Regions from separate parts of the Homo sapiens genome. Here region 2 is linked to region 1. Evidence: read pairs that join two places in POLR2A ChIA-PET (ENCODE). Cell type or tissue: PC-9. All regions are shown on one strand. Each heading gives the region's core, and the rest is flanking DNA. Links, peaks and the distances in the headings are about the cores only.

What was found. Peaks named below come from ENCODE experiments on the same cell type or tissue, not always from the same donor. Only the 100,000 strongest peaks of a DNase experiment are listed, where the experiment ranks them.
Region 2: POLR2A ChIA-PET joins it to region 1 with 5 read pairs; 5 of 35 experiments call an interaction of 5 or more read pairs at or near these places.

The regions. Positions count from the first base shown.
Region 1 is chr22:35,365,133-35,370,286 of GRCh38, reverse strand. No RefSeq gene overlaps it. Among named protein-coding and RNA genes, the nearest start is that of HMOX1, 13 kb to the left of the region's middle. In PC-9, for the core only: no CTCF peak of the experiment used is centred there; no DNase peak of the experiment used is centred there; H3K27ac peaks cover 522 bases.
Region 2 is chr22:35,450,645-35,455,798 of GRCh38, reverse strand. It overlaps a transcript of MCM5 not described here. Among named protein-coding and RNA genes, the nearest start is that of MCM5, 53 kb to the right of the region's middle. In PC-9, for the core only: no CTCF peak of the experiment used is centred there; no DNase peak of the experiment used is centred there.

The DNA.
Region 1 (5,154 bases), core at 1,812-4,311:
CATGGGGGCAGTTTATCTGCCAGTGGCCTGGCTTCTGGCGCTGATGGCAGTTACCTAGGAGGGGATTCTGAGGGCAACCTGGGTGGGGCTGGAGGGCTTATAAAACAGCCAATAGTTGAGCCTCTCTCTGTTCCCTGCATTTCTCTGTCTCTTTATCCCTGTCCTCCTCATTCTGCTGTTGATTATAAAAGACCTGAGAAGGCTAATTTGAGGATTTCCTGCATAGAGGCACTGGATTCTTTTGGAGAAAGAAAGGCTGACTTTTGTAATTTTCTCCCAGTTCATTTTTAGGCCAAACAGTATTCAAAAGGAAAAGTGGCTTTTTGTTCCAAGATTTGGGTGATCAAACTTCCCAGTTTTTGAGAATGCAGGGGCATGTCCTGACATACGGTGACGTGATTACCCACCTGCAAAGAGAGAACAAAGCAGAAAAAAAAAACAGAAAAGAAGGCATCCTCTTATTTTCCTGTTATCCTTTCCTGAACAGGGCGTTCCTCATTCATCCTTAGGGTTTCGGAATGAACCAGTCTTACTGTGTACCCTTAACCTTGGCCCCATCTCATCATAATTACCCACTGAGAACAGAGGAGATACTGAAGTGAACCGGGGGCTCCCTCTTCATCCTTGGGGTTCCAGAATAAACCAGTTTAACCTGGCCTTCATCTGTGTTCTAATGGTCATCTGTTAGCCTGGGATCAGCCTTCATCTCTGTCCTGCGGGTATTTTTGTCTCCTGTGCCTGTGGCCTTGGGCCAGCCTATGTCCTTGTCTCCATCACCTTATAATGACCCTAGCTTGGAGCATGCTAGCAACAAAATGATTATCCATTTCTGATTCCCATTTCCCAAGTTCTTTTAGTATATGAGAAACCTGTTTTTCAGCCAGCTGCCTCAAGGGGGCTGGACTTCCTTCCCTTTGAATATGACCTTGAGGGTCTTTTTTTTTCTTTTTTTCTTTTTTCTTTTTTTTTTTTGTGACGGGGTTTCGCTCTGTTGCCCAGGCTGGAGTGCGGTGGCGCGATCTTGGGTGACTGCAAGCTCCGCCTCCCGGGTTCACACCATTCTCCTGCCTCAGCCTCCCGAGTAGCTGGGACTACAGGTGCCCGCGACCACGCCCGGCTAATTTTTTGTGTTTTTAGTAGAGACCAGGTTTCACTGTGTTAGCCAGGATGGTCTTGATCTCCTGACCTCGTGATCCGCCCTCCTCAGCCTCCCAAAGTGCTGGGATTCCAGGCTTGAGCCACCGTGCCCGGCCTGACCTTGAGGGTCTTGATGCATCTTGAGAAGGGCATGGAAGTGATTAGAGGAATAGAGGAAAATTTGTATTTGGGGTTCCTGGTCCTGCTGGGGTAACATGCAGAATGAATGCTTAAGGAGGACAGGACAATCCTTCAGTTACAGGAGGAGGTGGGAGGAAGCAAGAGGAATACTCAGGGAAAGCCTTCATCCACTTGCAAAAACAGCAGCCCTTGGATTCGAAAGGGCAACTTTTTTTTTTTTTTTTTTTTTTTTTTTGAGATGGAGCTTTGCTCTTGTTGCCCACACTGGAGTGCAATGGCCTGATCTTGGCTCATTGCAACTTCCGCCTCCCGGGAGGTGTTTGGTTGGGAGTGACCACAATGCAGGAGGTCAGGGACCCACCTGCCAAGGAAGGCAGGAAGGACCCTGGGCTCCAGGAAGAAGCCTGTTCCTTGGAGACCAGGGCAGGGAGAAGCCTCCTTGCAGGAGAGCTGGCAGGACGGGGCCCCTGGGCAGCTGGGCGTGGTCGGGGGAGTTGGCTAGGAATGGATGAGGAGAAGGTTGAGGGCAGGTTCTCCCTTTCTCTCCCTCCCAGCCGATGCCTGTAGCAGGGTCCTTCTGCCCAGAGCTCAGCCTCAGACCTGTGCAGGAAAGAGAAATGGAATTGGCTGGGAAAGCCCTCTCTGTGCCCCTGTGGAATATGGGGGAGGGATGAAGCTCAAGGTGGCTTTAGAGGCTGTTATGGGAATAACTGAATCCCCTCAAATTCATATGTTGAAACCCTAACCTGGAGTAACTCAGACTATTTGGAGATTGTATTAGGGCATTTATTTATTAATTTTATTCTTTTTTGAGATGGAGTCTCGCTCTGTCACCCAGGCTGGAGTGCAGTGGTGTGATCTCGGCTCACTGCAACCGCCGCCGAGTATCAAGTGATTCTCCTGCCTCAACCTCCCGAGTAGCTGGGATTACGGGCGCCCGCCACCATGCCTCGCTGATTTTTGTATTTTTAGGAAAGACTGGGTTTCACCATGTTGGCCAGGCTGGTCTCAAACTCCTGACCTCAGGTGATCTACCCACCTCGACCTCCCAAAGTGTTGGGATTACAGGCATGAACCACCACACCCCGCCCGTATTAGGGCCTTTAAAGAGATAATTAAATTAAAATGGGGCTGTTAGGGTGAACCCTAATCCAATATGACTGGTGTTCTTATAAGAAAAGATTAGGACACAGACAGGTACAGAAGGGAGGCCTTGTGAGGTCACAGGGAGAAGGTGGCCATCTGCAGGCTGGGGAGGGAGGCTTCTAAAGAAACCAACTGCTTGGCAAGGTGTTAGAGTGCTGGCAGCAGAGAATGGTTGGCTCATGGGTAGTAAGGGGAATTTACCAACAACAGTATAGGTTTGAAAAGGGAAGTTGTATTAGACAGAAAGAACGCTGCAGCAGAGTTCAGCGGGGCGCTTCAGCGAGAGGACTGGGCGTGCCAGGGTAGATTTTCCTTAGAGCCATTTATGGACCTTAAAGCGGGAACTTAAGGGTAATTTGGACCATGTTAGCCGCGTAGGTCACGGTACATGATTACATTTGTAAACATTTCAGTGCCTTGATGTCAGCAAGGGTTGCATGATGAGTTTCTATATGCATGCATTCCAGAGATGTAGAGAAATTCTAATTACTTATACATTTTTAAGAAAGAAGCCTGGCACCAGATGGCTGGCTTCAGATAACAGGAAAGTCTAATTACTTCTCCATTCCTCAGATAAGGAGTTCTGCCTCTGGATGGTTTGTTTGATGGCCACCAGGTGATCTTTGCTCTCATTACCAACCCTGCTAACACCTTGATCTCGGACTTCCAGTCTCCAAAAGTGTGAGAAATAAATTTCCATTATCCAAGCCCCTAGTCTGTGGTACTGTGTTACGGCGGCCCAAGCCAACTAGCACAGGGTCCCAGACTCTAAGACTGGGATTGGCTTTGAATAGAGGGGCTCATTCCAACTCTTCTTTCCTCTCTTCTCTCTTTCTCCCTTTTTATTTTGAAAAAATTTCAGACATACCAATGAGCTGAAAAGAATAGCACCATGAGGCCGGGCGCGGTGGCTCACGCCTGTAATCCCAGCACTTTGGGAGGCCGAGGCGGGCGGATCACGAGGTCAGGAGATGGAGACCATCCTGGCTAACACGGTGAAACCCCGTCTCTACTAAAAATACAAAAAATTAGCCAGGTGTGGTGGTGGGCACCTGTAGCCCCAGCTACTCAGGAGGCTGAGGCAGGAGAATGGCGTGAACCCGGGAGGCAGAGCTTGCAGTGAGCCAAGATTGCGCCACTGCACTCCAGCCTGGGTGACAGAGCGAGACTCTGGCTCAAAAAAAAAAAAAAAAAAAAAAAAAAAATTTAGCCGGGCGTGTTGGCGGGCGCCTGTAGTCCCAGCTACTCAGGAGGCTGAGGCAGGAGAATGGCATGAACCCAGGAGGCGGAGCTTGCAGTGAGCAGAGATCACGCCACTGCACTCCAGCCTGGACGACAGAGCAAGACTCCGTCTCAAAAAAAAAAAAAAAAAAAAAGAATAGAACCATGAACACACCAGTACACCCTCCACCCACATTGCCCATGGTCAGCAGTTTGCTATTTGGTTTTTCTCTTTCTCTCTTTTTTTTTCTTTTTTGTAGCATGTGTTAGAATTTCCTTAATTTGTAAGGCTGAATAATGTTTCCATGTGTGTATGTGTGTGTGTATTCATTTGTATACACACAACACATTTTGTTTATCCTTTCATCCATCAATGGACACGGGTTGCTTTTACCTTTTGGTCATTGTAAATAACGTTGCTATGCATATGGGTTCACAAATATCTGTTCATGTTCCTGTTTTCGATTCTTTTGGATGTATACCCAGAAGTGAAATTGCTTTTTTTTTTTTTGAGACAGGGTCTCACTCTGTCACCCAGGCTGGAGTGCAGTGGCACGATCTCGGCTCACTGCAATCTCCGCCTCCTGGGTTCAAGTGATTCTCCCTCCTCAACCTCCCACATAGCTGAGATTACAGGTGCCCGCCATCACACCCAGCTAATTTCGGAATTTTTAGTAGAGACAAGGTTTCACCATGTTGGCCAGGCTGGTCTCAAACCCCTGGCCTCGAGTGATCCACCCACCTTAGCCTCCCAGAGTCCTGGGATGACAGGCATGAGCCACCACGCCCAGCCTCTCACTTTCACGTTTATGTATTAATTTTTTCAGAGCCATTTGAGAGTAGGTTGTGGACATCATGACACTTCGCTCCTAAGAGCAAGGACATCAATCTATCTTATTATTTGCACATTAAGAAGATCACACAATATTCGTTACTCTCAGTCCAGTCACAATTCCTCAGTTATCTCCAAAACTGTTCTTTAGAGGTCTGCTCTCCCTTCACCCACCATCCAGTCATGTCTTTTGGGTGTGTTTCATGACTTTGACTTGAAGATTGTTTTACAGAGACAGATCAGCTGTCTTAAAAATGTCCCATATTCTAAATTTGTCTTTTTCCTCAAATTAGATTCTAGTTAACCATTTTTGGCAAGAATGCTCTATGGTGATATTAAAGCCCCTCAGTCCGGGCATGGCAGCTCACGCCTGTAATTCCAGCATTTTGGGAGGGTGAGGCGGGCGGATCATGAGGTCAGGAGTTCGAGACCAGCCTGGCCAACATGGTGAAACCCTGTCTCTACTAAAAATACAAAAAGTTAACTGGATGTGGTGGCATGTGCCTATAATCCCAGCTACTCAGGAGGCTGAGGTAGGAGAATCGCTTGAACCCAGGAGGCAGAGGTTGCAGTGAGCCAAGATTGAGCCACTGCACTCCAATCTGGGTAACAGAGCAAGACTCTATCTCAGGAAAAACAAAACCTCTCATAACGGAGGTGATGAAACCAAGGTCCAG
Region 2 (5,154 bases), core at 1,624-4,123, 86 kb before region 1:
GGGATGCTGAGGACGATGTAAGCCCCATGGTTCTCATTGCTGCTGAGGTGGCGCAATCACTCTGAAGACAGATATTAATGACCCCCAGGTTCTCCCTTCTGCAGATTAAAAATCCCAACTCACACCTAGTGTCATTCCTTGCATTTCTAATCACTTATAGGAAGGGCCTTGTCTTCATAAATAAGTTACCAGCATCCCAGGGCTCAGACTGTCTTCATTAAGGACTTAAAAAAAAATTATTCTTCTGGGTATATAGGTAGCTCATGTCTGTAGTCCCAGAACTTTGGGAGGCCAAGGTGGGTGGATCACTTGAGCCCAGCAGTTTGAAATCAGCCTGGGCAACATGGCAAAACACTGTCTGTACCAAAAAAAAAAAAAAAAAAAAAAAAAAAATATATATATATATATATATATATATATATATATATATTTTCACAAAATTAGCCAGGCATGGTGGTGCACACCTATAGTCCCAGCTACTCAGGAGGCTGAGGTGGGAGGATCACTTGAACCCAGGAGGTCAAGGCTGCAGTAAGCCATGATTGCACCACTGCACTCCAGCCTGGATGGCAGAGCAAGACCGTCTCAAAAAAATCATTCTTACTATTAATAATAATAGATTATTATAAATAATTATTATAAATAATCTGTTATTTTTTGTGTCTTTTGTCTCTATCTTTTATCTTTTGTCTCTATCTCTGTCTGTCTCTGTCTCTGATGCTTTTGCTTGTCCTGACAGGAGGGAGAGCTGAGGAGGGAAGAGGAGATTATTATAAATAATCTATTATTATTATAAACTATTATTATAAACTATGATTATTCCAGTAGTTCTCGACCAGGGCCAATTTTGTCTCTGGGGACATCTGTCAATGTCTGGAGACATGTTTGGTGGTCACAACTGAAGGATGCTACTGGCATCTAGTGGGTGGAGACCAGGGGTGCTACTCCACATTTTGCAAGCACAGGGAAGCCCCTTACAACGGAGACTTATCCAGGCCCAAATGTCCACAGTGCAGAGGCCGAGAAGCCAGATGTTCAGCACGTGCTAGGCTAGTTGGAGACATTTTGCATCCATGATCTCCAAACCTTACAACAACTCTGCAAGTCAGCACTGTCCGGCAGAAGGTCAGAGGCTCAGAGAGGTCAAGGAAGGTGTCCAAAATCACACAGTGGGGAAGAGGCTAAGCCAAGATTTCCTCACGGGACTCTGCCGTCTGCTCTCAAAGCCAGGGGGGCCCTCCTGACTGTGTCCACCTTCTGCAGGCTGTGGGGTGTCATGTCTGTGTCACAGGAACCTCTTGCCGATGAAGACCTTGGTGTCCAGTCTTGTCCATCCCATCAGAGCCCCTGGAAAGCTCCTACTGCCCCCGCCTGCTGCAGCCCAAAGAAGAGAGAGGGGAGGGGAGAAGGGAGGTGCTCGGAGGATGCTCTTTTCTTCAGTGGCATGTGTTTGTTTAATAGAGGGCAACAAATTTCCCCAGGACGCCCCTGTGGTGTAAATATTTACCCATCAGGAGCTCCAGGAGGACCCTGTCCTGGAGACAACGTGAAGCCTTAGAGAACGTGCAGACTTGGAAGGGGAGCAGAGGGAGCCAGGAAGGTGGTGAAGGGGAAGGCGTTGGGGAGAGGAGGAGGGAAGCAGAAAGAAGGGGAGAAACCCCTCTCCCAGCACCGACCTCACACATGCTGCCGTCTCTCTCTCATTCACTCTATCGCCGTCTCCAACTCTGTCTGTCTTTCATCTCTATCTCTGTCTGTCTCTGTCTCTGATGCTTTTGCTTGTCCTGACAGGAGGGAGAGCTGAGGAGGGAAGAGGAGAGCGGGCTGGTGGCAGCCAGGTGGAGACTTGTCCCCCGAAGTCTCCAGACACCCCTTCCTAAGTATCTCTGTCTCTGCATCCATCTCTGATTCTGCCTCTTTCCCAGGACCCACTCCCTCTCCCTCTCCCTATCTCTCTCTCTCTCTCTCTCTCTCTCTCTATATATATATATATATATATCTTTTGTCTCTATCTCTGTCTTCCTATATTTGTCCCTCTCTGTCTGTCTGTCTCTGATTCACTCTGTCATTCTCTCCTTCCCTGTCTGCCTTTTGTCTCTCTCTCTCTCCCTGTCTTTCTGTCTCTGATGCTCTGCCCTGTCTCTGTTTCTGTATATCTGTCCCTCTGTCTCTGTCTTTATCTCTCTGTCTCTATTTATGTCTCTATCTCTGTCTGTCTCTCTGATTCACTCTGTCATTCTCTCCTCTGCCTTGTCTCTATCTCTGCCCCTTTCTGTCTCTGATGCTCTACCCCATCTCTGTCTCTCTGTATCTGTCCCTCTGTCTCTTTCTCTGTCTCTGTTTCTATCTCTCTGTCCCTGTCTCTGTCTCTGTGTCTCTCTGAATCACTCTGTCAGTGTCTCCTTCTCTGTCTTTTGTCTCCATTTCTGTCCCTGTCTCTGACGCGCTTGCTCAGCCCCGTTGTCTCTGTCTCTCTATCTCTGTCCCTCTGTCTCTCTGATGTCCTGTCTGGAAACACAGACTTGTGACATAAAACAGGTGACAGCACTCAGGTCCAGGCTCTGTGAGGCCCAGTGTCTGTGCCTGGACCCAGGGAGGCTGCGTGTCTGCAGGGAGGGCAGGCCCGTGTCGTGTCAGGATGGACAGGCAGGCTGAGGTCTTCAGGGAACAGAGGGGCAGAAGCCAGGAGGGAGGAAGTGGCCAGTGAGAGCCCCTTCCCCAGACAGCAAGAGGCCGTCACCCTCCCCCTGCCCCTGAGCTGCACAGATAGCATCTCAGCCCTCAGCTTCACCCTGAGCAGCCCTCTCCATGCCTCCCAGCCTCAGTTTCCTCATCTGCAAAGCAGGGATAGCGGCACTTTCCTCTCGGGGTGGGTGAGAGTGCTCCAGAGTGACATGAAGGAAGCCGCTGGTGAGACCCACATGCAAGGCGGACGGGACACACAGGATCCTGTCCCTCTCTCTCAGGGCTGAACTCTACAGCACGTAGAGTGCTGTACAAGTGGCAGAACTATCTTGAAAATGTTCTATTTGCACAAGAACTGGCCACACTGGCACCACCACCCCAGCGGAGGAGTCGGACTGATTATTTAACACAAACTCACACACAGGGCTAACCAGGAGCTGCAGAGTCAACGAAAAGCCAGGCTTCCAGTGCCAAGGGCTTCTTTCTCACTTTACAGCTAGTACAGAAAGTGAAGTGCCCTGCCCTGCCCTGCCCGCTGCCAGACGTTTCCGCATGGTATTTCATGTAGCCCAGAGGTGACTATGATCCTTAGCGTCACTTTACCGTGGAGGAACGTGAGGCGGCCACCCACCTGTTTATTCAACACACATCTGCCGGGCACCTGCCCGGCTCCATGCTCCAGACACAAAGTGGCCGACCAGGAAGCCAGAGTCCCTGTGGCGTGGAGCCTACGTCCTACTGTAGGCAGACAACAGAAACACCACACGGTTCCAGGGTGTGACATCTGCCATAAAGAGGGTGGAGAAAAGTGGTGTGGTCGAGGCCTGCGTGGGGGTGGGGAGGGGTGGAGTGATCCAGGCAGGGGGTTCCACAGGTGCAAAGGGCTGGGTGCTGGACGAAGCTGAAGGCTGTTGGAGGACCAGGGAGGAGGGCAGAGTCTTGGAGGCCTAGGTCAAGTGATGCCCAAGCCCCCTGCAGGTAAAGGCAGGCACCAAGTTTCACCCTACTCGTTTTCTGGGTGCCTGGTTTTTACACATGGATGAGGGGAGCAGGAGAGGGAAGAAAAAAGGGCAGAAGCCAGGGGCTGAGATAGCACAGGGCAGGTGGGGGCCCAGGTGCGTCTAAGACCCTCCCACCCCATCACCCTGCAGGATCAGGCACCTGAAAGGGGATCTTGCCCCAGGGGGTCTCAGTCCCCTGCAGAAGCCACAGGGCCTGGATTCCCTGGAATCAGCCTTGTCTGTCAGATCCCAGCTGCTTTCCTTACCACCCGCAGGCCTCAGGGCTTCCCCGCCTCTCATGCTCCCTTCCTTCTCCCTAGAGAGAGGGGCTCATCCTTTTTACCCACTCAGGAACCGCTGCTAACAAAGCTGGGCGCCAGAGCCGCTGACATCATATGCTGAGGGCCCATGTCTGCTTCTGCAGGGGGACAAAGGACAGACGAGTTAACAAAGACAGGGGCAAAGTGAGGCAGTAACTGAGAGAAACCCAACCCCTGGGTCCGGCACAGAGATAAATGAGGGCACAAAGCCCCCTCTCGAGTCACCTGGTCGACCTGGAGACACTGCCAGGCTCGAGGCCCGTCTGGGGCTTGTCATGAGTCAGAGAACTCTGGAGATGGCAGATCAATAATTGTCAGAAACAACCGGCCGGCTGAGGTTAGGCTGGGGGCCTCCCCCATCTCCATGAACGCGCAGCTTGCGTTGGCAGAGCCGCCTGGCAAGGGGGCCGATCTCTTCGCCTTGCTGAGGATAATCTCCCCACACTGAGACCCGCAAAGTTTGACTTAAATGTTCCCGTTGCCTGGGCAACCTTCTCTGCTGGTTCTCCCGTCATTCTTCATCGAAAACCCTGGTAGGAACTTTTTGCTTCAATTGGAAACTTACAGTTGCCAAGGCAACCCCATCAAAGCATCCTGAGGTTGCAAGTGGGCTGTAGGTGATGGGAGGAGTCCCATCTATTGTTGGCCCAAGGTGGCTGCAGAGAGGGGAGGATGGATGGGGCAATGGTGGGTGAGGTGAACACCATTTGGGGTAGAGCATGGAGGGGAAAGAGGGAGTTTCCGGGAAAGAAAGGACAGCAGGACTCCACAAGTGCATTCATTCATTCACTTGCTTGTCCATCATTCATTCCCTTGCTCATCTACAACCACTTGAGCACTTGTTATGTGCTGGACTCTCTTTGTTTCCTGAGGGCTTGGGGGATGAAGGAGTGGGTAGACCCCTCCTCAACACACACAGCCCTCTGACATGGAAAAGCGTGAGCGGACAGAGTGCTGGTTTTGGAGTCAGATGGACCCGGGTTTTTCTCTGGATTCCCAACTCTTTCCTCATTGACAAATGGGGCATAAAAGTAGAACCACTTCTGAAGATGTAGGGAGCCCCAGACGAGGCCTCAGGTGGAGAGGACCAGTGTCAACGTGTTGCCGTGGGGACCGGGTTGTTGGTTGGATCTTCTCATTCGATGCTC